Regions from separate parts of the Mus musculus genome. Here regions 2, 3, 4 and 5 are each linked to region 1. The links are chromatin loops, found by intact Hi-C in ENCODE. Cell type or tissue: left cerebral cortex. All regions are shown on one strand.

Region 1 (5,000 bases):
CCACACCTGCGGGCCAGGACAGACATGGGGACATATGGTGTCTAGTGTGGAGCGGAGCTAGGCCATAGCTTCAGCTACAGCAGAGCCATCTTGGTCAGGAACCACCACTGCCCAGCTGGTGAGTTCAGGAGTTGTCGGGGCCATTGCAGGAGACTTAGCCAGCTCCAAGAGAGAGGAACATGCCTCCTCAGACCCTTGAAGCCTTTAAAGTGCACGTGGGTAACCCAGCATGGGCAAGGCTGTGGGAAAAGCCTGAGCCCTTTAAGGCTGCTTTCTGTGGTGTAAAGTACTTAGAGGCCCTGCCTGGGTGCTAACTCTGCTACCTATTTTATTCCTGGGTAACCCTTAACAAGCCGTTTTGCATTCCCCAGCTATAGTTTCTTTCTCCACATTCCTCCATAGTAACAGGAGGGAATCAATGCTTTTTTCCCCATCCATTCCACTCAAGCCAGCAGTCCTTCTCTTTCAAGTAAAATCCTATAGAAAATTCCCCTGTCCTCAAGTCTACCTTCATGGGCTCTGGACACCACGCTTTCTCTCAGTACACTTCCCCAACACCTTTCCTGCATGACCCCAACTTCTTCTAAAGGCATCCTTCCTTTGGAGGGAGTTCTCCCAAGGGGCCATACCTGAGCAAATCCCACGAAGAAAAGCTGGTGATTGGTGAGCCCCACAGCAGGCAGCGGCTGCTCCTCCCCATGCTTTCTCAGCCATGCTTTGTAAGCCTGGGTGAATAACAGGTAGCAAGTCCACCAGCCCACATCCCCAAGGACCCTTCGACACAGTCTGGGGGACCCAGCCACTCACATTGTAAGCAGCCTTAAGGCCCCCATTATCGGCGATGTTTTCCCCCAGGGTCTGGAGTCCATTGAGCCTCTCTCCATTGACCTGGTACTGGCTGTACTGTTCTTCCATGCAGGCTGTATGGTTCTGGAAAGCCGTCAGTGACTCATTCTGCCACCAAGGACGCAGATTCCCTTCTTTGTCATACTCACGCCCTGAGAAGAACTCATCTTTGCAACCCACCCACGGGGGAACAAATACCCCAAACAACCCTAGCCCAAAGACACCAGGATCCCTAAGACTTGCCCCCAACACCCCATATCACTGTAGTAGTCACTGGGAATTCTAGAATGGGCCCCTACCTTGGTCATCAAAGGCATGTGTCAACTCATGGCCCATCACTACGCCGATGCCACCAAAGTTCAAGGCCCTGGTAGAGGAGGAATGCTGAATAAGGTCACAGCAGGGACATTTCCTGATTCCCCTCCAGGTCTTCTCCCAGTTCACCCACATGACCCCAGAACCCAGACCCTCCTGCCTCAGACACACTTTGGATGGTTGTGAGCATAGAAGGGGGCCTGCAAGATGCCAGCAGGGAAGACGATTTCATTCTTGGTTGGAAGGTAGTAAGCGTTCACGGTCTGAGGTGTCATGCTCCACCTGAGGGAGGAAGAACGAGGCTGACGGGCCTCACTCTCCTTATGCTTCCCAGCCTGACAGCCAAGGCCTGCCCTGCCTGTCTCCTTCAAGGGCCTTGAACCACTCCTCGTTTCCATCCCCCAAAGCCCTGGTCTACCTCTCTGGCTGCCCCACGTCTGCCCGCTCATTCTCACTGGTCTCGGCTGGGAGGTTTGCGGAGCTGGTCAGCCATCACCTTAGCTGAGAAGTTGTACAGATTCAACATGTTTTGGAAAAAAGAATCTTCAGAGACTTCATACTATGGGAATAGTGGAAGGGAGAAAGCAAGTGAGAACGTGTTGGAGAATCCCAGCAGGAGCTTTCGAAGCAAGCCTCTGTCTCCTCTACTGTAAGATGGCTGTCGACAGCTAATTGACAGTATTTTAAAGGTACTTAAGTTTCAAGGGCTGTTTTGTTGTTGCTTTTGTTTTGTTTTGAGACAGTCTCACTCTGCATCCCTGGCTAGCCTGGAGCTTACTATGTAGACAAGACCTTGAACTAAGAGTTCTGCTTCCTGAGTGCTGGGATTAAAATCATGAGCCACCACATTCAACGTTTTTTTTTTTTTTTAAACTTACATTCTTTTGTTCTTACAACCCTGTAAGCTGAGTCCCTTTTATTTGTTTGCTTTGTTTTTGTGTATTCTCGCTGCCCTGGAACTTCCTCTGTAGACCAGGTTGGCCATAAAATTGAAGATCCATCTGCCTCTACTTCCCAAGTGCTGGGATTAAGGGCTTGCACCATTACAGCCCAGCAAGGTGAGTATTACTAAAGTCCCATTTTACAGATGAAACTGAGGCCCAAGTTATATGTCCTGTCCAATCTTACACAGAAGTAGGAACATGGTCAACTCAGGAAGCACTCCAAATTCCAACCTTCATTAATGCTATATTTTATTGTCAACTGGCCCATACCTGGCACAGAGATTATACTTAGACAACTTAATTACTTGTATCTGCCTTCTGTCCTCAGTGCCTGAACTTCTACTGCTGAGGCCGGGTACAATGCCAGAGCCGCAGGATCTGAAGGTTAGTATGTGAGCAGAGGTACTCACCCCATCATAAACATCATCCAGCTCTTTGGGCTCCAGGATGAAATCAGGGAAACCAATCATATCATAGATGGCATCTGCCTACAGAGACCAAGGTAAGGATTTCCCTCCTAGATCCCAGCAAAACTCAATGGGCTGTCGCCGCCTCAAGATGGCGCCCCCGACACAGCCATGGCTTACTTTCTCCTTGGCTGCCAGCCGGGTCTTCTCATCCATCCAAACCAAGTCTCCCAGGGTCTCCTCAAAAGCAGAGCGGATTTCATTGATCATCCCCTCGGCCTGCGGGAGAGGGGAGGGTCACAAGTCAGCTTCCCCTGCACTGACTGCCTCTTTGCCCTCCACTGGCCCTTGGGTTCCATCCTGGTCTATCCAGGATGTCATGGATTATGAAGAGTCCTGAAGAAAGGCTGCCCAGCAGGGAGGGTGGGACCACCACAGGGGACATTATTGTCATTGTGGGTGGCATTTTTCCAAGTAACTAAGTAAACATTTAAATTGGCAGTTGGGTGAATTAATATACTTTCATTATCTACATTGTTCTTTATCTGGTTAGATAGGAGACAAATGAACAGATTTTGTACAGTTGAAAACTGAGGAAAACTTATCACTGATAATCTCATCACACAGCTATCTTCTTTTAACAGTCTGACTATTTCTAGTGTTTTTCCTACCCCAGAAATTCAGACAGAATATGGAACTGTGTTATGCAATGTGTATATAGTTTTGCAATCTGCTTTCGTTCTGCTTTAAAATGTTTCAGTAGGCCAGGTATGAGAGGCAGGGGCAGAAGAAGGGGCATCACAACTTTGAGGCCAACATGGTCTACAACAGCAAGTACCAGGCCAACCTCATCTCAGGGTTGGGTTTCTTGCTTGGGGGTAACAAACTTGTCAGGCATGTTAAAGGGCTCCAGATGCAATACTGGCATTACCAGTCTCTCTTTTAATCAAAAAATTAAAGCCAGACATAGTTGTTTAATCTAAAAAATAAATTCTAGGTATCAGAAGGCTGAGGCAAGTTCTAGCCTGGAATTCATAGTAAATTCCAGGCCAACTGAACCATCTAAAAAATGTGAGACTGTTAATTTTTTTTAAATAAATAACTAATTTATCTTCAACTTAAATGTGGTATCATAATCCATCCTATTATTTATTTTTCCTTTACTGCATAATTGGACATCTCAGGTCTCCCATAAATATCTAATATTTAATATTATTATCACCTATTATTATCTCTTAAGTATTATTTTTGGTTTGGTTTGCTTTTATTTTTTATTTTTTTAAGGATTTATTTATTATTATATGTAAGTACACTGTAGCTGTCTTTAGACCAGAAGAGGGAGTCAGATCTCATTACAGATGGTTGTGAGCCACCATGTGGTTGCTGGGATTTGAACTCAGGACCTTCGGAAGAGCAGTCAGTGCTCTTAACTGCTGAGCCATCTCTCCAGCCCCCTTGCTTTTATTTCTGTTTGCTTGTTTGTTTTTCGAGGTAGGGTTTCCCTATGTAGCCCTGGCTGTCCTAGACTTGCTTTGTAGACCAGGCCGGCCTCGAACTCACAGGGATTTGCCTGCCTCTGCCTCCCAAGTGCTGGGACTAAAGACACATGCCACCACACCTGGAAAGTTTTGATAATTACATAGGTAACATAAACCTAGTATAAGACTTTGTAAATTACAGAAAAATGCAAGGAACCCCACACCTCATAGTCCCACCCCCCAATGTGCTGCTTAGTGAAATCCCTTCCCAATTTTCCTATGCATACACATAAATGACCAGCAGGTTTTTAAACAAATCAAAGGGTAGTTTTAGAAACATGAAGACTCACGATTTCCTTGCTTTGTCGGTCAAATGTGGCTTTCACAAAGAGTGAACCCAGAGCAAAGCCAAGGGCATCATCTGTATTGGAGATGCAGGTCTGCCACCTCGGAGTGCAGGACTGAAAAGGAAGAAGGAGCGGGGTCCCAGAGATAGCAAGGACCTCTAGTCCGAAGGCCTCTCTTCCTGTCCCACAGAGCTGGACAACAGCTTGACTTGGGTTTTAGGAGCCATTTCGGCTTCAGACTCCAGAGATATGTAAGGCAATATCTCAAACTGCACTGGACCCAGAAGCACAGCTTCAATAGAGAGATAGGTGAGCTACCCACTCCATTCTCTGTTCCCACTCCTGTTATTGCCCTAATAGCCCTCCTTGACTTCAGAAGTTTCCATGATGATGATGATGATATGATGATGAATACTTATTGGGGAGGGGGCACTTGGAAGTCAACCTAAAGGAGCAGCCACGTGGGACTTGAGGCTTGAACTTGGGTCATCAGGCTTGGTGTCAAGCGCCTTGGATGTTCTGAGCCATCTTGCTGGTCCAAGATTAAATGTTTCTTTGCTCAGTTCTACAGTTCAGACTTCTATGCAATCAGTTCACTCTACCTGAAACCCCAGGATCACCCCAGCTTCCTCCATTACCTTCCTTCTGATTCAGTCCCTCGCT
Region 2 (5,000 bases), 94 kb after region 1:
GGACAGTTAGAGTTTTATAGTTCTATAGGCCAAATTCCAAGTTCTGCGGCTCACGAGGGAGGCCACGTGAATTACGGAGACACTATCTAAGGGACAGTGTCTTAGTCAGGGTTTCTGTTGTGGTGGTGAGACACCCTGACCAAAAGCAGCTTGGGCAGGAGAGGATTCGTTGCATCCTATAACTCTCAGGTCACACTCCATCCCTGGGGAAAGTCAAGGCAGGAGCTGAAGCAGAGCCACAGAGGAACACCACTTACTGACTCGCTCAGCCTGCTCGCTTACTGAACCCGGGACCAGCAGCCTGGATGGCACTATGCCCACAATGAGCTGGGTCCTCCTACATCGACCACCAAATAAGAAAATGCAATACAAGCCGGGTGTGATGGCGCACGCCTTTAACCCCAGCACTCGGGAGGCAGAGGCAGGCGGACTTCTGAGTTCAAGGCCAGCCTGGTCTACAGAGTGAGTTCCAGGACAGCCAGGGCTATACAGAGAAACCCTGTCTCAAAAAAACCAAAAAAAAAAAAAAAAAAAAAAAAAAAAAAAAAAAAAAAAGAAAATGCAATACAGGCTTGCCACAGACCAATCTATGGAGGCACTGTCTCAATTAAAGTTTCTCTTCTCAAATAACTCTAGCTTGTGTCAAGTTCACACAAGCCAGCCAGGACAGAGAGCTGCTGCTTATACCCTCAAGCCTAAAGCCTTCACCTGCCAGCGGCAATCCTGAGGCTGAGCTCCCGTTCCTGCCGTAGCAGGTCCTCTCGTACGGTGTCACTTTCCAGCACACTCTGCAAGGCAGGAGTGTCATCTCCAGCAACTTCCTGCTCTACATGCAGTAGGGAAATATGGGCTGGGACACGCAAGCTCCGGGTAGCCAGCATCTTTAGCAATGTCGTCTTCCCCAGACCATTGCGTCCCACCAGGCCGTAGCGTCGGCCCCATGCCAAGTTTACATCTGCTCCAGCCAGCAGTACCCTGAAGGGGTGGTAAGAAAGAGAGATGAAGAATCATCTAGAAACACAGCTCCTTCTCCTTTAATTAGAAAGATCCTGCCACTGGCCATTCCCTCACCTGTCACCAAAAGAGACATCAAAGTTCTCAATTCGCACATCATAGGACTTGTTCTTGCCAGATGATTCCAATCGACTCTCTTTTCTGCTGCCTGCCTGGCTAGCTGACGCCTCCTCCAAGACTCTTTTTAAAAGAGAAACAGACAGCTTTTAGGGCTCCCGAAAGTCCTTCAATACCAGAATCTGCCCTGCTTCCTGCTTAGAGCCCTTCTTCCCAAACTCACAGAGGGTTGCTGGTCTTCAGTGTTTCCTTCTCTGAACGCTTCTCCTGCTTTGCCTTCAGTCGAGCTTCAGCCTTCTCTAGTTTCTTCGCATTTACTGTCTGAGTGAATTCCAAACACAACCAGTTCATACTAGGGTACAGGTTCAAAAAGGAACTCCAGAGATTACTGCAAACAAACCCTTAAACTTACCCATGACGCTACATAAGCAAACACGCAGGGAAAGACACACCAGAAATCTCGCCCAAAGATACACCCACTATTCAGTAGACGGTCAACTCTCACACCCACCACAGCCCCTTCCCACTTCTCACCGAGGACTGTTCCCTCTTTAGCAGTCCTGGAAGTTTGGTGTCACAGTCTGTAAGTGATAAGAAAAGCAGTCACCTTCTCCATGAGAGAAGGGAAATGAAGACTTTGAATGACTAACAAGAACCAAGGATAGTTTTAAAGATAGCATTATAACACTGAAATGGACAGTTATTAGCCTTGAAGTAAAGGGCAAAACGATCTCACACTTAAGAAGAGCCCAATGTACTCTTTTAAGACCACGCTGTTGGTTAAGGTACGAAACTGGCAAAACCAGCTTCAAGGTCTGTATGCCTCCTACTACAGACAATAGCTTGGAGAGCCCTCCAGGCCCCGTTCTCCATCACAAGCTTTTATGGTCACAAAAATACCGCTAGCTCCTACAAGCCTTGTTGTTGAGATGGAGAGACCTGAGCTGCAGCGAGGTGGTGGCTGGGGGTGGAGGCAGAAGGCAGCTAGTTCAATCTCCCCTCACTCTCACCATAGTTTTCCATTATCTTCGACAACTGGATGGGGGCGTCCAGTAGCACCTGGCTGTTTCCCTGGTTCTGCGGTTCAGCCCTATGTAGGTAGAGAGAAAGCACTCACTTGGGAGAAAAGATTTACAGCCTTCAGACCTTCCCCCTCGTTTGTTCTCCATTCTCCTCTCTTTGCCCATCAACTTCATTCCCTTGGCACCTACAGGCGTAGAGTGTTGTACATGCGCTGACAGACAGCCCTAATGCCAGCGTCATCCTTGCTGTCCCCGGACACTTCTTGCAATAGTTCCCCGACAGCTTCCACCAGGTCATCCACAGACTCGAAATCCGCGCTGCCACTGTGCAAGACACCTGAGCCGGGTACCGCAGAACAAGACAGACAACGGGTAGGGCGGATATAGGAGCAGTTTCAGTGTCTGTACAGCTCACTCGGGGCACCAGACCCCACTGGCCCTCAAGATAAGAGGTCACGCAGAGAGACCAGATAGCGGTCTGCTGCACTGTCCGCCCTCAGTCTTTCCCCACAACCTCCACTTCGGCCTCCCCAGGCAGTTAATTCAGTTTCGCTCACCGGTCACGTAGTCGAAGACCTGCCCGTCAATTTCAGGGAACTCGCTTCGCAGGATATCAGCGCAAGTCGCCATGTTCACTCGGGATCCAATCTGCGCAGTCGTGGTGAGACTTGGGCCTAGGACCGCCTCCCTGCCCTTCCTCCCCACCCCGAAATCGCACCCCTCATCCCAAGGAGCATGCGCAGGGTTGACGTAAGAAAGCAGAGTCTGCGTGAGTCCAGGGGGCGGGTCTAGTAGAACGGGACGCAAGCGCCGCGGAGTCCAGCAGGCGTGGCAGCTTCCGCGCCTGCGCGGTTCCAGTTTCCCGTCTACGTCTACCACCTGTGCGGGTTTTCGCTGCCTTCTGGAAAGTGGAGGTTGTATCGAGGGGCGTGGCAGGATCGCCCGAGGCTTATCGTAGTGGGGAGCACGGGAGGTGTTGCGAGGGGAGAAATGCCTAGACACGGGCTAACGTGGGAGGGGGTCGCTTTACAGCTTGGATACCTTCCCCGCAGGCGCATGCTGCTGCTCGCCCACCTTTGGCGTTTTGCTGACTCACGCCAACTCTCGGTCCAGAGTGGATCAGTTTCAATTAGTCCTGCTAGTTGAATCAGCTGGGTGAGGAGCACACTTCTGCTTGCCTCTTTGCTCTGTCCTCAGTTCCTTCACACTTCATAGGTGTTCAACTGGGTCATTGAGAATGAAGTTCTGCCACCCCAAGGCACATCACCCACTGCCAGAAAACCTGAACAAGCCCTTTTATAAGTTCATTGTTTATCCTGGGTCTACAGACAAAGCAGATCTCAAGTGTCTGTAAAAGATACACCTCACACACACACTCAATTTGCAAAATTAGACAACTTTATTCCAATGCGCTCAAATTACACCCGTTTATATTTCCGAGACAATCTCTCTAGAGAGCCTAAGCTAACTTAAGAACTGAACCTCCTGCCTGTCGCCAAAGTGCTGGAATTAAAGGCATGTGACAACACTCGACTGCCCATTCATCCAGCTTAAGCATTATTGCAATGGGGAGCTGCCAGTCTTGGTGTTAAAGTTTAAAAAAGCTATCAGCATGCCTGAGGTTATAGATTAGTTGGTAAAATGCTTGTCTACCCTGAGGCTTTGTGTTTGATCCCCGGTACCTCATAAAACTGGGTGCGGTGCATGCCAATAACTCCAACATTCAGGAGGCAGGGATAGAATGATCAAGAATTCAAGGTTGCTGGACTTAGATGGAACCAGCCTTTAATCCCGGCACTCAGGAGGCAGAAAAAGGCAGATCTCTGAGTTCAAGGCCACCCTGATCTACAGAATTCCAGGACAACTAGGGTTAAAGAGAAAAACCTAAGGAGAAAAAAAAAAAAAAATCAAGGTCACCCCACTGCTACAAAATGAGTTCCAGGCCATTCTGGGGCCATTTGAAACCTTGTTTCAATTCTCTGGTCTCAGTAAGCTACTGAGTACTCAATTCTCTGGTCTCAGTAAGCTACTGAGTACACCCATATGTGTATAATACATTTAGGAGACTAGGGCAGGCAATTTGGGAGTTCGAGGCCATTCTGGACTGTACTAACTTCCGCATAAACAAAACAGCAATTGAACCTCTAGATCTAATAACCAGTTTACAGTAAATTCAGGCCAGGGGCTGGAGAAAGGACTCTGAGAAGTGCTTGTTCTGTTCTCAGCATTAAGACCTGAGTTTGATCCCTTGTACCCAAGTAAAGTCAGATGTATCTGTAAGTCACTGTGGTCTATTTTCTGTATAAAATGTACTTAGGCGCTTCCAGTTTACTTTAGAGTTGAGACATTAGTAGCTATGCAACTGAGCCAATGTATCAGGAAATCAGAGAGGGTTCTCCAGCCCCAGGAGGATACAGGGTTTGGGGTGGAGACAATGGTAGAAAAACAACGGGAAAGACTGAAACTCTCTGGAATATCAGGGGAAAAAAGGGCAGGATTTTTTTTTTTTTTAAATATAGATCAGAGACTCTAAAAACATTGGTTGTGCCAAATCATAGGGCCAGCCAGGCCTTTCTGCCTGTTTCCCAGGCTGCTTTATGTTAGTTATTCTGTCTCCAGTCCTGAGACGTGAGGCACATCTTTACTCCCACACCCTAAACCCCAGTGCTGGTAGGCAAGGTAAGATCACCAGGACTTAGGAGCTGGTCCGCTGAGCAAAATCATTTTTCCAGGGCCAGTGAGATACTGTCTTGAAACTAGAGGCAGTTGAAGAATACACTCAACACGAACATCTGACCTCTATCTGTACACACACACACACACACACACACACACACACACACCATTGAAACCTAGAGGCTGGAGACAGATGGTTCAGCAGTTAAGAACACTTGCTGCTCTTTCAAG
Region 3 (5,000 bases), 54 kb after region 1:
GGTCCCTAGTCCCGGGCCCAGAGCGCGACAGCAGGCGGCCTGTGATCGGCGCCGGCTATGCAACTGGAAGGAGACGCGCCGTCCGGCCGCCTCGGCCTCGAAGCCAGATACCACCTCCGCCTCAGCCAGAGGGTACACGAACACGCCTGCGAGCAGGAACAGGCAGACCTGCTCTCGAACCCCACCTGGCATTTGCTACCTCCCCGCGCCCGCACCAGGTCTCACCTTCCACCGGCTGGGGCTGTGGGTTGTGGTAGGTAAGCCGGGCACGCAGGCTGAGGCAGGGTCCCTTGGCATAGGCCCGGACGCAGGAGTCGGTGAGCGGCAGCGGCGTCCAGCTGGTGGGGCAGTACAGGCCAGGCATGGTGCCCACCCTGCGTGAACAGGGGCTGGATGAGGGGCACCTCGCTCCAGCGTCATGAAAACTAGCTATGCCACCTGACCCTATCGGGTACCTGGGGACCTGGGGATGAAAGCTTGCAGAGGGAGCAAGGCTGAGTCGGGAGACCCCCCCACCCCCACCCCCACCCCCAAGCCGCAGCGTCCAAGCAGACAGGTGGCGGGGCAGATAACAAGAGGGGTGTGTGTGTGTGCAAGGATGGAAAGATGGGCATCCTCGCCCGTTACCTGGGTAGCAGGAGCAGGGAACAGCTCTCCGCAATGGGGGAATGGAGGGTTAATGGTTAACCCTCCAGTCCAGGCGTCCTCCAGTCCCGCTGCGGGTTGCGAGCCGGGGGCTTGGGGGGTGGTGCCCACAGCTGTTCCTGCACCTTCTCGGGGCCTCACCACCGCCCCCGTACCTGCCCCCTGCCTCCTGGCTCTCCACGGTTGCCAGCTGTCGGAAGTGGTGCTTCTGGAGAGATGGAAGATACTCTGGGTGGAAAGCAAAGGTTTAAAGGGCCAGCATTGCCCTAGGCGCCCCTAGCTCACAAGGGTCCCCAGGGACAGGGTGAGGTCGGGAGCTGAAAAGGCTGCAGTCTTTATCTCTCCTTGCCTTTCGTGACTGGAGTACTGAGAGAGGCTGTAGACCGTCTTGAAAGGTTGCAGTAGGAAGAACTAGAAAGGGACGGGAAAATGCGTCTCGGGAAGTCAGATGTGCAGAGGTGTCGCGGCAGCGGGAGTCCATGTCATCTGATCTAGAGCGGCTCTCCCCGCCCAGGCTGGCCTGAGACTAGGTAGCCACAGGGGATGCTACAGGGTGGGTCTTGGGATCGCCCCCTCCCTTTGGGCAGCCCAAGCCTCACCGTCACTTCTTGGTGGAGTTGTGGGGCGTCGCGACCAGACAAGAGTGGGTGATGCTTCCTCTGATGTCCAGACTGCCCCTTGTTCCTGCACCTGCGCGATCCACCTCGGAACTACCACTGAGATCCTGTGAGTCGGGAGAGGGGCGCCAGCCGGGCTGCTGGCTGGTAGTCCCGCCCGGGTTCCAAGAGGCCGCCCCTCCAGCCCGCCTCTGCCCCGCCCGCCACTGCGGAGGGGGCTGCGGCTCAGTTCCTTCGGGCACCGCACCGCCTCCGCGCGTCAGCTCAGGCCGGCAGAGCCAGGCAAGAGACCGCAGTGCAGAGAGCCAGTACCCCAGCCACTGCACGACCCCCACCAACGGCACAGTGAAGCTGAGCGCCCCCTCTCCATCCTTCTGGAGGTAAGGAGTTTCGTGAGCAAAACAGGGCGGCCGAGTCTGCAAACACATCCCCCCCTCTTCCCAACACTGCAGTGGCCCACCCACCACCACCCCGCCCTGGGTGGACTCCCGCTCACTGCAGTGACCCTCCCTCATCACCGCATCGGAAACCATTTAGGCCTCGCCCCCCACAAGAAGCAAATAGGTTATTGCAGAAACCTCCCCTTTCGCGGCATGTGCCTTCGTTTGTGTGCTCACCAAAGCGGTTGCCCTCAATCCAGTCTCCCCATCACTGCAGCGGCGTTCCCACCCGGAAGCACCCTGGGCTCCTTCACTGCAGTGTTGTTATACCCTTCCTTTTCTGGGAGTGGGGAGGATGCGCAGGACGGCTTCCTTGCACGAGGGCCTCCAGAGTAAAGCCTTCTAGCTTTCCCAAGGGTGCGGGGCTGCTCCTGTCACAGCAGTGGTCCCCGCCTCCCATTCGTCAGCCTAGCACCTAAGGTGGGGGCATTCTTGCTCAGAAAAACAGGCTCCTTGAAATTGGCAGGATTTTCGCGTGTTTCTCACTGCAAAACATTAGGAAGATCTGTAAAATCTCCTCTAGGATCTTGAGGGAAGAGTCTGGGAACCCCGGGAAGTGAGCGAAGGTAAGTATATTTGGGGTCACCCTTACAAGCACTCCTAAAGATGCCCTATTCCAATTCTGCAAAAAGAAGTTAAGGAGTGCTGTAGGTGGGAGCAGTCAGAACTGTGAGATTGAGGTAAGAGAGTTTTTGTTTGTTTTACATATAGACACCCAATAACTCACACCATTTGTTAAAATTACTATTTGGAGCCATGCAGTGGTGGTGCAGGAGAACTACACAGAGTTGGAAAAAAGCAAAACAAACAAATACAAACACACACACACACACACACACACACATACACACACACAATTAGGGATGGCTCAGTGGGTAAGGGTAAAAAGCACTTTGCTGACAAACCTGATAACCAGAGTTTAATTCCTGGGATCCACGTGGTGGAAAGAGAGTATTGACTCTCACAGGTACACGTGTGCTTTGCCTACATGAATGCACATAAATGACATGCACACCTGCTGAAAGACACCAGAAGAGGACAGCAGATGCCTTGGAACTGGAATTTGGGTGGTTGTAAGTTACAATGGAGGTGCTGGGAACCCTGGTTCTTTGCAAGAACAAGTGACTTTAATCTCTTAGCCATCTGCCATCTCTCCAATGCCAAACAGATGTTGTTTTTGTTTTTTGTTTTTTGTTTTTTGTTTTTTGTTTTTTTTTTTTGAGACAGGGTTTCTCTGTGTAGCCCTGGCTGAACTGGATCTCACTCTATAGACCAGGCTGGCCTCAAACTCAGAAATCTGCCTGCCTCTGCCTCCCAAGTGCTGGGATTAAAGGCGTGCACCACCACTGCCTGGCTTTAAATTAATTTTAAAGTGTTTTAAATACTATTTGGGGGAGGCAAAGAGAAGGATCATGATTTTGAAATCAATCTGGACTGTTATCTTTTTGTTTTGTTTGTTGTTTTTGTTTGTTTTGTTTTGTTTCATTTGGCTTTTTTCCCCAAGTCAGGGTTTCTCTGTGTAGCCTTGGATGCTCTGGAATTCACTTTGTAGACCAGGCTGTCCTCGAATTCACAGAGATCTGCCTGCCTCTGCCTAAGACCTTACCTTACAAATAAAATAAAATAAAATAAAATAAAATAAAATAAAACCCTAACTTTTCCTTGATTGAACTGCTTTTGTCAACAGTAAGTCTGTGGGCTTGTGAGATCGTGGCTCAGTGAGTAAAGGCATTTGCCACCATGCCCGGATAACCTGAGAACTGTCTCCAGAACCTGCATGGAAGAAGGCTGTGTATGATGGCATTATGTGCCCCTCCCCCACAAATATGCTCCCAAAATAAATACCATGTAACTTTAAAACTTTTAAATTAAAAACCACTTGGTTATGCTTGTCTGAGGGTAGCTTTTGGTTTTCTATTATGCTTAGATATTTATTATTTTGCCCATATCACAGTTTTGATATGAACAAATACTAAAGATAGATAAGGCAAGAAATTGTGTAAAAGGATTCCTCTATTCTTGTTTTTCAAAAATAATTTGAATTATTTTAGTTTTTTTGCCTTTCCATATAAATTGTAGAATAATCTTGCATATATGTACTTTTGGGAGTGGCATATATATATATATATATATATATATATATATATATATATATATAGTCTATCTATGTGGCCTTAGCTGTCCTAGAACTCTTGGTGTAAACCAGGCTGGCCTTAAACGAACAGAGATCTGTAGAGAGAATCTCTTGTGTGTGTACTGTGTGAACCCATCTCCTGCCAATAAAGAGCTGATGGCCTAATAGCAAGAGGCAGGAAATAGAAGGCTGGAATTCTGATAGAGATTGGAATTTCACCCTGGGCTCAGAGGAGACAGACTCATGAAACTGAAGAGAGGTAAATAGCCATATGGTATACATAGACTAGAATAAATGAGATATTTGTCATTAGCTAGTTGGGAACAAGCCCAAGCTTATGACCTAAGCATTTACTCATAAATAATTAAGTCTCAGAGTCATTATTCTGGGAACAAAATACTCCTGGTTACAGAGATCCACAAGCATATGCCTCCTATGTACTGGGATTAAGGATATGATTAACAAGGATATCCTGACAAGGCTTCAGGTTTTCGAGACAGTCTTGATAGTGTAGTTCAAACTATGTTCACACTCATAGCAGTCTTTCCTGCCTCAGCCCGCACCACAGCTGGCTCAGCTAATCTTTCTGTTTGCTTGAGACAGAATCTCTCTGTGTAGCCCTAGCTGTCCCGGCTCTCGCTCTGTAGACCAAGCTGGTTTCAAACTCACAGAGATCCACCTGCCTCTGTTTCCTAAGTGTCTGGGTTGAAGGTGGCTGCCACCATGCCAGGCCAAGGCTAATCTTATCTCTAAAAAACTCTTGCTGGAGTTGGTGAACGTTCAGGCTGGACATTTAGCAGATGTGGCCTCAAAAAAGAAGAGTCCTTAGACTTATGGCAGGGATTTTGTGTTCTGTAGTTGAAAGACCTCCAGGCTCAGCACAGACTGTAGAGTTTCTCATTGGTACAGATCAGATTCATCATCACAAATTTACCAAATCAAGAATTCCAGATTGGGGGGGGGGGCGGTTAAAGATGACTCAGTGTGCAAAGACAGTTGCCACTCAAGACTGGCGACCTGAGGTTGATCGCTGAAACCCACATACAGAGAAGGAGAGAACTGACTCCACAAAGTTGTCCTGACTCCCACATGTGCACTATGGTGCATACATGTGAGCATACATACATGCATGCATACATACATACCACACACATACAGAAACAC
Region 4 (5,000 bases), 110 kb after region 1:
GCATCCACAGCATTCCTCCTAAGGGAAAAGATGCAAAGAGGCAATTCAGTATTTAGGCAGACCTCACCCCCTGAGGATCACCTACAGATGCTGGCTGCCCCACCCTCCACACCACTGAAATCTGACATATATTCATAAGTCAAGGCCTAAACCACTAGGGCTCCCTTCTTATACCACCTGCAGGGTCCTGGGAGAAGGTTCTGCACTGGCTTGCTACCTAAAGGGGAACTCAAATGATAATAACGGGAAGAGTGCCTGTAGTGTTAATAAACTGACTCCTGGGCCTGACTTGCTTTCCCAGATACACCCCAGCTGTCCCCACTCTAGCTTTCCAGGAAGTTCCAGGCCTGCAGAGAAAGAGATCTCTGTTGGGTCCATCAGTGGGGAAAGCTAACTCTTCAGGGAGTTGAATAAAACTAGTATGACCTTGGAAGAGTCTACTCTAAAGGGTGAGAGGGGCTATAGACTGTGCCACCCACTTCTTTTCTAAGGTCTGACTTCTGAAGGGGATGAAAAATGATGAAGGAAAACAATTTGGGGGGGCAGGACCCCCTGTACCTGAGCGGCAGCTTCACAGGCTGCTTACCTATTGCTACATCAGCCAATGAGATGGGATGAGAGAAATGACGTCAGCAAGGAGGAGATTGACAGCAAGGAGAGAGAGGGTTAGACGACACACAACACACCAAGGTGGGCAGCACATACCATGAGGGAGAAGCAGACAAGACAGGCAACAGGTAGAGAGCACGCTAAGGCATGCAGGGTGCCATGTGGCCCAGCTGTGGCATAAACCAGGACCATCCAGGCTGGGAGTAGCAGGAAGGAGTGGAACCAGCCAGGTTCACTTAGGCTAGGCACTGCCACAAACTAAGTCTAGGTTAGCTTTACCACCAAAAAATGGATACAGCCACACCAAGCTAGCCCATTAGCCAGGGAGGCAAGAAGGTAGGAGAGCTACCATAGGTCTATTCTGAGACTATTTATCTCAAGCTCTTTTGAGAAAGAAAACCAAGGCAGGAAGAAACAGAAGAGCCTAGCCTCAGGCTAGACAGTGGAGGATCTCTTAGCAAGCAGCCAGAGTGTGAGGCAGAGTGAGAAGTGAGACTTTAGGAGGTCTTAGGAGCTGTCCAGCTCCACCCAGATGAGCTACAAAGGCAGCATGACCCGCAGAGCACAGTAAGCCGGTTCACAACCAGGGAGGGCCCAGGAGAACTGAAAACAGCTGAGTCAGCAGACTACAGAGAGGTTTTAAGGGGATCTAGGGAAGGCTCTCAATATGAGAAGGATTTGAAAGCAAGATTTAGATGGATTAGTATCTCCACACACACACACTAACTACACCCACTGGAGAGAGTGCTCCCTTCTAAAAGGAAGACCAGGCAAAAGCACCTGGTCTTCAGCCACCAGACCTACCCCAAAGACACAGGGAGCAGGAAGGGCAGGGATTCCTAACCCTAGGGGGTGGAGGTGTCATTCCGAGGCCTGGAGCCTAGCAGCTAGGCCAGTGCCCAATGGGAACCAGGCTATATTGCATGCTCAGGCTGAGGCAACAGGGAGGTTGAAACACAGCATGCTCAGTCAAGGGACTTACCCGATGTCATCTCTGTAGACCCGGGAGATAAGCACCTCCCCCTTGTGATTATAGATGAATAAGCCTCCGATCATGGTGGCAGCTCAGTCTCTGTGACCCATTGCTCTGAGAACAGACCTAGGTAGGAAAGGGGAGGGGGGATTAGGGAAAGGGGAAATCTTTAGAACCCGTCCACGCCAATGGGGCTGTACAGGCCCGCCTTGTTTCCTGACTCAGTCCTCTAGCAAGTGACTCCCAAGTCCTCCGCAGCCCTCCCGAGGCTCCAGTTCCTGTTTTTCCACACTGGATAGGGGACAGCACTTTAAGAGTGTGAGGCCCGGGGATTTAGGCCATTTTTATCCAGCCTTTTCTGAGGGCTGAGGAAAGTAACCACAAGGCCGAGCTCAGCCCCCTACTGTGCACTCTCACTCCTGCTGCTTCCAGTGAGTCACAGAGAAGGCCTGCCTGCAGATGCAGGAATGGCGTGGCGGGAGGGATTACTCTAGTTGGCTTGAGCCTGGGCCTGCCACCAGGCATAACCTTTAGAGCAAGCATTACCCTTCCAAGAAGGCAACGGAGCATGACCCTCTAGAAGTCTACACATTCCAGGAAAGGGTGTGCAGGGTGAGGTGGGGCTGGGAGGGAAGAGGCCCTTAGGCTCTAACACAGAGCCAGGAAGGTGGCTGAAGCAGGCACATCTTTCCCAGGCAGAGAGATAAGCAGACAAAGGAACAGAGGCCCGCTTAATAAGTTCTTTAAAAGATTTCATTTTTACCGACACACAGGTACATGCCAGTGTGCTGTATGTGTGGAAGCTAGGTGTTAGACTGAACACTGCCCTCCACCCCTCAAGCCTGAGTTAGGGTGGTACTGAGCCAAATGACATGTGCCGGGACCTGAACTCAGGTTTTCTGGAAAAGCAGTAAGAACTCTTCAATGCTGAGCCCCTTTTACAGTTATTTCTGGTTACTGTCTTTTCAAAATTTCTAAGTGTGACAAAAATTAGGTCTGTATGTAGTAGCATTAATCCTGCCATCTAAATTGTGTCTCCAAATCTGCCAAGTCAGTCACTTCTGGCCTGGTGTTTACCAAGCAATGGGCAGGGATAACAGAATGCCTCGACTGCCCAAATTATTTTGGTCAAAATTAAGGTAGAATATTTGAGTAACGGGGTTAATCTGGTTCTAGATTTCTGGATTAGTCCAGATATTAATTTCACTGAGGTTAGTTTAACAGACTTTTTGAAACTGAAAAGTTAACCCTTGAAGCCCAGTGACAAGTCCAAAGAAGGTGAGAAAGAAAATGCAAAATGGAGGTTGAGCGCTGAGCAAAGGACCAAGTCCACAGGTATCAACCTCGGGTGGGGGATGGTGTGTGTGACCTCGGGGGGGGGGGCGGTGTGTGTGTGTCCTGGACGAAAATGCAATATTTAGTTAAGGAAAGGGTTAGCTGGAATTGCTAGCAAAAGACCAGGATGACCCCAAAGCACCAAATACAGCTGTGGGAGTCCCTAAAGGTCTCCTATGGCAAAGGTCATAGGAGCTTGGGAGGAGCGAAAAACAGCGAAAAGAGATAGACAAGAAAAAGAGAAAGCTGAGAGACAGGGCCTACTCTTCTGTTAGTGAAGCATAGGGGGCTGGTGGAGTTTTTCTCAGCTGAGGGAGGAGAAGACATCTAGGCCCGGGAGATGTCACCACGGGATGCGGGGGCTGTCACAGGTCTGAGGTACAAGAGCCGTGGGGGTAAACCAGGAGGATGGAATCTCTCAGTGTTCGAGAGAGACCTGTCACTGTCCAAGGGAGTGGCACCAGGGGATGTCAATGTCCTGGGGGATGGGGAAATAGGAAACCCCGGGGTTGAGCGGTTGTCAGGATTCTAGGGATGGGGCGCCGCGCGGCGTCTCCCGCTCTAGGATTCCAGCCCTAGTCTCTTCCCGGAGACGCCTGGCGGGTCACTGGAAGGCGTTGCTCCCCGCCCTTGCTGCAATCGCGCCCAAGGCACCCCCGCCCGGTTGTCTACTCCCTCCCGGGTCTGAAGGCTGAGGCCACTCCCCGGTGCGGGCAGTTTTCCACCCAGCACCGTGCAGGGCAAGGCAGGCTACCACAGCACCCTCGTCGCCTGATAAGGACCTCTAAGTCAAGCCTCCCAGCTCACCTGGAGTCAGCAGCCCCCACAAGGCCGGCCTGGCCACTCTCGGATCCCAAGATGTCCGCCCGCCCCCAGCTCGCCTGTCTGCTGCCTCGGCTTTCACTGCAGTGCTCCCGCCCCACCCCGCCCCGATCGCAGCTGCGCCTGCGCGCTCGCCTCCAGCGGCGACTACAAGTCCCGTCAGTCCCCGCAGCTTTCAAGCTGACACATCTGAGCGCCCTAGGCTCAACAAAACTACAACTACCGACAGCCTTCAAGACAGAGAAGACGTCAGCTTTAGTGCGCCTTGCAAGCAACACGTGTCGTGATACACTCCAACCATTGTTTGCTTCACTGAGAATCACGGGAAGTGTAGTCTCTGCGACCCTTCCTGTTCCTAGTTAAGTGGGGTAGCTTTAAGAGACCAAAGCTATTTGTCGAAACCAATTGTAAATTTTGAATTACTATAGTCTTTTATTGTCTCCAGATTTCGAAGACTGGCTACTTTACAAACACAACTTGGCATAAGCTTGTTACTGCTGAATTTACTGTTTTTTTTTTTTTTTAAACACCACGTTTGATTCTCCCAAACGTGTGTGTGTGTGTTTTTATATATATATATAAAATTTATTTGTATGTATTTTATATATATTCTAGGATTGGACTGATCCCTTTCTCAGGGATAATTATCCAAACAGAAAAGCTGGGAAGGAAGACAGCTAAACGTTAATGTTTTCCTCAGCTAAATCTGTGACTGTGGTGTGATGGTGACGTATGCCGTTAATTCCAGAGTTCTGGAGGCAGAGGCAAGAGCATCTCTGTGAGTTTGAGGCCATCCTGGTCTAAATAGAGAGTTTCAAGACAGCCCAGGCTACATAAGAGACCCCTTTTGCCCTCTACTCCAGTTTAGTTGGGCATGGGATTTTAAAATCCCATTTCTCCTTTAATCCCAGCACTTGGGAGGCAGAGGCAGGAGAATTTCTGACTTCGAGGCCAGCCTGGTCTACAAAGTGAGTTCCAGGACAGCCAGGGCTACAGAAAAACCCTGTCTCGAAAAAAAAAAAAATCCCATTTCTCAACTGTGCAGTGGTGGCACATGCTTTTAATCTCAGCACTGGGGCGGGGGGGGGGGGGGGGGTAGAGGCAGGCAGCACTCTGAGTTCAAGGTCAGCCTGGTCTACAGATCAAGTTCCAGGACAGCCAGGGCTACAAAGAGAAACCCTGTCTCATAAAAACAAAAAAGGAGAGAAAAGATTTCCTATGATATCCAAACTGAGAGAATGAGGAAGAGCCAACCTGGACA
Region 5 (5,000 bases), 130 kb after region 1:
GGTAGAGATACAAGACGATTCTAACCCCTCAAGACATCTGGCCTAGCATACCCTGAAATATTATCCCAGTTCCTTCGGATAATAAGAAAGACCCTACTCTTATTCCTCTCATGCCAGGTTGAGACACCTACCTCCTATCCTTAGTTCTTCCAGATATATCATTTTCAGGGTCTTTCAACCAGGTTTGCCTATTCTAGACTAAAGCCAGACAATCATTATCACACAAGAGTCTCATCCCAGGGCAAGAACAGAATCAGTAATAGATCTATTCTCCACTCTCCAACACACACACACACAAACACTTCTAAGAATTCATCGAATGCTGAGTTCCAGGGGTAGAAAATGACAAATAAGTCCGGCAGGAGACAGAAGGTGCTTGCCTCCTGGGGCTGGGAGGGCAGGCCTTGGGAGAGAAGCCAGACTAATGTACACAGGGGGCGGGGGGTTGGGGGTGGTGGTGGGATATCTCCCCTCACCCAGCTCTGGGGCCTCAGCTGCAAGCACAGTGCAGGCCTCAGGCAAGTGCATCAGAGGGACCTTCAGGCCTTGAAGGGCCCAGGGAGGGGTAGGGTGTTTGTGTGTGTGTGTGTTCTCCATAGCCTCTAGGCCGACCGTCCAGTTAATGTAGGCAAGCCTCAGCCCCTTGGAGAGGGGTGTGTGTGTGTGTGTGTGTGTGTGTGTGTGTGTGTGTCTTCCCCCTCCACCCCCCTCTCAGGCCAGCTGCTACAAAACCCTCAGGCTCCAACATTCCAACCTCTCTTAAAGGGGCAGTCCCAGCTTCCAAACTGCCCATCAAAAGCCCTGCAGCAGGGTAGGGAGGGGAAGACAAGAGAGAACATCAATAGGCCCTTCCTAGTCTTCCCATCCAGGCTCTGAAGCCCTATGCAACATCTCTGCTGGGACTACCATCAGGAAAGAAAAGGCCCCAGCACCTGGCTAGTGAGAACTCCTCTGAGTCAGGCAACACCCCATCGGCCCAGGGGAGAGGGGAATCTGCTTGACAAACATCAGGTCCATCATCCAGCCTGGTAGAACAGCCCCCAACGCCTCCTTCTCCAGTTCAAAGTCCCACCAGCTACAGCCCTAGATACAGCACACTCCAAATAAGGCTCTGAGTTGCAGAGCTCAGAAGACCGGGAAGGCAGGCCGGGTGTCAATATACTCCAACTTTATGCTTAAATGGTGGCACCTGGAAGGACTGAGAATTCTGGCTTTGGACTGGAGTGGAAAGGATGTATGTCTCTGGGGGGGGCCGCTGGACCGTGGGGAGGTGAGGGGGCTTGAATGGTAGGAACCGATTGCTTAGGGAGGGACGTCTCGCTGGACCAGGGGGGCAAGGCCTCCAAGAGGTGACTGGGAGTCCCTCAAAGTCAAGTGTGTCCCAAGTCACCGAGTCGCTCCCTTGCTGGAAGCGGGGCTAGAAACCAGTGCAGTCAGGGGAGTCGGAACTGGCTGTGTTGGCCCCTAGCAGCGGAGCGACCCGGGCTCCCGGGAGGCGGGGCGGGGGCCATCCTCACCCAAAATCGTCGTCCATAGACTTGAAGAAGAACTTATAGCTGGGCCGCTGCAGAACGCCCTTAAAGTCCGCCAAGGTGACGCGCTCGGCGGGCAGGGGCAGCTTCACCAGGTACGGCGTCTCCTGGCCGTCCAGGTGGTAGATGATCTTGGTCTCGCCCATGGCTCCGGCCTCGGCCCCGCGGCGCGCGGCCTGCTTGGGCAGCGGGGCCGGGCCTCTCCGGCAGAGCTCGGCGCTCGGCGCGGCCCGCTGCTCAGCCCCACTCAGCCGCCGGCCGGGCCGCCAGCTCCCTTGTTCTCCGGCCGCTCCCGGGTCCCAGCGCCGCCCGCCACCGCTTCCGCTCCCCACTCCCGGCGCTCCGCTGGCGATCGCGACTCTTCCGGTGGCCTGGGCCCTCCCGGCTCTGGGCCGAGCCCAGTGCGGCCCCGCCCCGCCTCCGAGCCGCGCTGGCTGCTTGCGGCCGACTGCCCGCCCACCCACAGGGCGGCGCTGGGTCCCCTGTGCTCCGGGTTCAGGCAGCTGGACCTGGAAGTCTCAGCCCGGTGGGACTGGCGGAACCGTGTGCAGGGTCCCGGGCAGGAGGGGAGGGATGGAAGAGAAGTGTCACCGACTGCAGAAGAGAATGGATTTGAAGACCTAACTGGATCCCTGGATGCCGGGTGGCTTCAACTCGGATTTTTGGATTCTGCTGACAGCACAGTTGCTGCCACCGGACCGTACTGAGTTCCTTGAGGGCTGAGCAAGTTCAAGTTTTTATCCCTATAATCTCAGCGTCTCTATGAACAAGTAGTTTGAGAAATGGACTGAGTGGGTGTGGTAGCGCTTACCTTTAATTCCAGCACTCAGGAGAGAGAGGCAGGTGTCTTTCAGTGAGTTTAAGCCAGCCTGGCCTACAGAGAGCTTCAGGACAGCAGGACTATGGAGGGAACTCCTCTCTTAGAGAGAGGGAGAAATACAGAGAAGAAAAAGAAAGAAAGAAAGAAAGGAAAAGAAGAGGAAAAAAAGGACAAAAGAAAGAGAAAAGAAAAAATTTGAGTTAAGAAAGAATGCAAGCAGCCAGGTGTGGTGGAACATTACTTTAGTCCAAACACTGGATAGGTAGGCAAATCTCTGAGTTGGAGGCCAGCCAGTCTACAGAGCAAGTTCCAGAACAGCCAGGGCTAAACAGAGAAACCCTGTATGATTGGGACAGTAGATGTCAAAACTACCTATAGTCAGTTGGTGGTTCAGCTTCTCAGCTGTAACAATGTATGTCAGGTGTGGCTTTGAAACTCCTGACAATTCTCCTGCCTCAAGCTTCTGAGTTCTCTCTCTGATTACATGCCTGCATTTCAGTCACCTCTTCTGCCCAGAAACCTCTTCACATTACCCAATATGACTTTCATATACCCTCAACATGACACACAAGGCCCTTAATAATCTGACATCTATATACCTCTCTAGACTTTTTCTCATTACATCATAACCAATTTTTTTATTATAAGCAGAAAGCATTCAGTAGCAGTTACATGTTTTCAGTTTATATCCTTCATTTAATCTTTTTCTCCAAATAATGTCTGTGCATAAATAAAATGCATTAAAACTTTTCAAGGTTTGTTTTTACCCCCTGCACAGATTATAGGTATCTGAGATGACCAGGAGAGGGTGTCAGTCTCTTGGAATTAGAGTCACAGGAGCTGGAGAGAGAACTAAGTGGTTAAGACCTCTTCCAGAGGTCCTGAGTTCAATTCCCAGCAACCACATGGTGGCTAACAACCATCTGTAATGGGATCTAATGCCCTCTTCTGGTATGTCTGAAGACAGTGATGTCTGAAGACAGTGACAATATATATCTTAAAAAAAAAAGTTTCGGGAAGCTGTGATCCACCTGCTGAGATGCCAGACACTAAACTCTGTAGGAACAGCAAGCCCTCTTAACTGTTGAGCTGTTTCTCCCGCCCTAATATTAAAAACAGAGTCCAGGATGACCCTGAATTTTCTACTCTCCTGCCTGTACACTCCTGGAGTGGCTGGGGTTACAGGCATGTGATGCCTGGCTTATTTCTTGATTTACACATTCTAGACATTGCCCATTAACTTCCCACTTTTACTTTCTTAAAATATTGAAGCCATGATTGTTAAGTCGAGAGTACTTAACACTGACAGTAAAAGTACTGCTAAGCTTGGTATATTACTTGTTTCTTTTGCTTTTTTTTTTTTTTTCTCTTGGTTTGTTTGTATTTTATTTTTGGTTTTTCAAGACAGTGTTTCTCTGTGTAGCCCTGGCTGTCTTAGAACTCACTCTGTAGACCAGGTTGGCCTGGAACTCAGAAATCCGCCTGCCTCTGCTTCCCAAGTGCTGGGATTAAAGGTGTGCGCCACCACTGCCTGGCTTTATTTATTTATTTTTTAAACCAATAATTGTTTGCACACAATGCAGTTTTTCAGGACACATCTTGTTCACCAGTCCAATCTATTAGGTAAACCAGCTTTGTTTGCTCTGGTGAACACTGCCTGCTGTCTCTATCTAGCTGTCATCTGGGACTTCTCTGCATCCCCAGGGGCACTTCTCCTCCAAGCTGGATCTTTTTTCTTGGACACTTTATTTCTATTTTAGTGAGGCTCACTGCATCCTTTGACAGGTCTCTTTGAAAGCATGAAAAATGCAATTTTGGGGCTGGTGAGATGGCTCACTGGGTAAGAGCACCCGACTGCTCTTCCGAAGGTCCGAAGTTCAAATCCCAGCAACCACATGGTGGCTCACAACCACCCATAATGAGATCTGATGCCCTCTTCTGGTACGTCTGAAGACAGCTACAGTGTACTTACATATAATAAATAAATCAATCAATCAAAAAAAAAAAAAAGAAAAATGCAATTTTGGTTTTGGTGTTTCTGTAGCTGAGACTGCATTTAGCTCAGGCTGCTCTTAAAAATAAATAAATAAATAAATAAAGAAAGAAAGAAAGAAAGAAAGAAAGAAAGAAAGAAAGAAAGGAAGAAAGAAAGATAGATGCAATTTTGGTTTTGGTGTTTCTGTAGCTGAGACTGCATGTAGCTCAGGCTGCTCTTAAAACTGGAAGTCCTGCCAAGGATCACAGGTTTGTGCTACACCTAGAAAGGGATTTGTTTGTTTGTTTATTGGGTCTTGTGGATGTAGGCATGATTTATACCACTAAGGCCCAGATTCTTTGAGCTGTATGTCTAGAATATGATTGAGGTTGAGGTTGGTGCAAGGCTAGACCTGGCAGTCTAGTTTGATCCCCAGGATCCATATGGTAGGAGACCTCCACAGGCATGCTGCCACTCGTGTGCTCCCCAACACCTTCACACAAACCCGTGAGCGCGCGCACACACACACACACACTTAGAAAAAAATACAATTGAGTTGAAAATAATTTTCCTTCATAAATTTGAAGGTATTTGTTGTTGTTTTTAAACAAAATCTCTATCACTCAATTTTACCAGTGAAGACTTGGGAGCCAGATACTGAGGTGAAAGCCTG

The links. Hi-C counts contacts between places; a loop is a spot of excess contacts. Peaks named below come from ENCODE experiments on the same cell type or tissue, not always from the same donor. Only the 100,000 strongest peaks of a DNase experiment are listed, where the experiment ranks them.
Region 2: it touches region 1 in a loop (2.3-fold over the local background); 8 of 42 quality-filtered maps call a loop at or near these places.
Region 3: a loop joins it to region 1, with 2.1 times the contacts of the local background. A loop is called at or near these places in 2 of 42 quality-filtered maps.
Region 4: a loop joins it to region 1, with 2.9 times the contacts of the local background. A loop is called at or near these places in 8 of 42 quality-filtered maps.
Region 5: it touches region 1 in a loop (2.3-fold over the local background); 27 of 42 quality-filtered maps call a loop at or near these places.

What each region holds. Positions count from the first base shown.
Region 1 is chr16:20,640,066-20,645,065 of GRCm38, reverse strand. Eef1akmt4-ece2 (Eef1akmt4-Ece2 readthrough) reads right to left here. Exons shown (of 20, transcript NM_177941.1): 12 at 4,341-4,451; 13 at 2,693-2,791; 14 at 2,516-2,593; 15 at 1,617-1,720; 16 at 1,333-1,443; 17 at 1,146-1,213; 18 at 808-998; 19 at 630-725; 20 at 1-6. Ece2 (endothelin converting enzyme 2) reads right to left here. Exons shown (of 19, transcript NM_139293.2): 11 at 4,341-4,451; 12 at 2,693-2,791; 13 at 2,516-2,593; 14 at 1,617-1,720; 15 at 1,333-1,443; 16 at 1,146-1,213; 17 at 808-998; 18 at 630-725; 19 at 1-6. Among named protein-coding and RNA genes, the nearest start is that of Psmd2, 9.1 kb to the left of the region's middle. In left cerebral cortex, a CTCF peak has its summit at 2,662 (motif pointing right); a DNase peak (open chromatin) is centred at 2,675.
Region 2 is chr16:20,546,396-20,551,395 of GRCm38, reverse strand. It overlaps Abcf3 (ATP-binding cassette, sub-family F (GCN20), member 3), which reads right to left and starts at 2,793. Exons shown (of 21, transcript NM_013852.2): 1 at 2,651-2,793; 2 at 2,283-2,430; 3 at 2,082-2,161; 4 at 1,606-1,652; 5 at 1,295-1,392; 6 at 1,072-1,194; 7 at 709-975. The coding sequence starts at 2,723. It also overlaps the pseudogene Gm15760. In left cerebral cortex, no CTCF peak of the experiment used is centred here; a DNase peak (open chromatin) is centred at 2,865; H3K4me3 peaks cover 1,988 bases; H3K27ac peaks cover 1,142 bases.
Region 3 is chr16:20,586,526-20,591,525 of GRCm38, reverse strand. It overlaps Vwa5b2 (von Willebrand factor A domain containing 5B2), which reads right to left and starts at 1,373. Exons shown (of 20, transcript NM_001384105.1): 1 at 628-1,373; 2 at 226-374; 3 at 1-146. The coding sequence starts at 364. It overlaps Gm35685 (predicted gene, 35685), which reads left to right and starts at 924. Exons shown (of 3, transcript NR_168482.1): 1 at 924-1,642; 2 at 2,226-2,268; 3 at 3,390-3,565. In left cerebral cortex, no CTCF peak of the experiment used is centred here; DNase peaks (open chromatin) are centred at 892, 1,140, 1,439, 1,991 and 1 more place; H3K4me3 peaks cover 2,280 bases; H3K27ac peaks cover 1,488 bases.
Region 4 is chr16:20,534,326-20,539,325 of GRCm38, reverse strand. It overlaps Ap2m1 (adaptor-related protein complex 2, mu 1 subunit), which reads right to left and starts at 3,846. Exons shown (of 12, transcript NM_009679.3): 1 at 3,725-3,846; 2 at 1,592-1,708; 3 at 1-18. The coding sequence starts at 1,665. In left cerebral cortex, a CTCF peak has its summit at 1,970; DNase peaks (open chromatin) are centred at 1,102, 1,985, 3,305 and 3,959; H3K4me3 peaks cover 3,186 bases; H3K27ac peaks cover 1,814 bases.
Region 5 is chr16:20,513,873-20,518,872 of GRCm38, reverse strand. It overlaps Dvl3 (dishevelled segment polarity protein 3), which reads right to left and starts at 1,887. Exons shown (of 15, transcript NM_007889.3): 1 at 1,518-1,887. The coding sequence starts at 1,678. It overlaps Gm16618 (predicted gene, 16618), which reads left to right and starts at 1,093. Exons shown (of 3, transcript NR_167658.1): 1 at 1,093-1,234; 2 at 4,964-5,000. In left cerebral cortex, CTCF peaks have their summits at 2,000 and 4,291 (motif pointing left); DNase peaks (open chromatin) are centred at 839, 983 and 1,929; H3K4me3 peaks cover 2,474 bases; H3K27ac peaks cover 2,187 bases.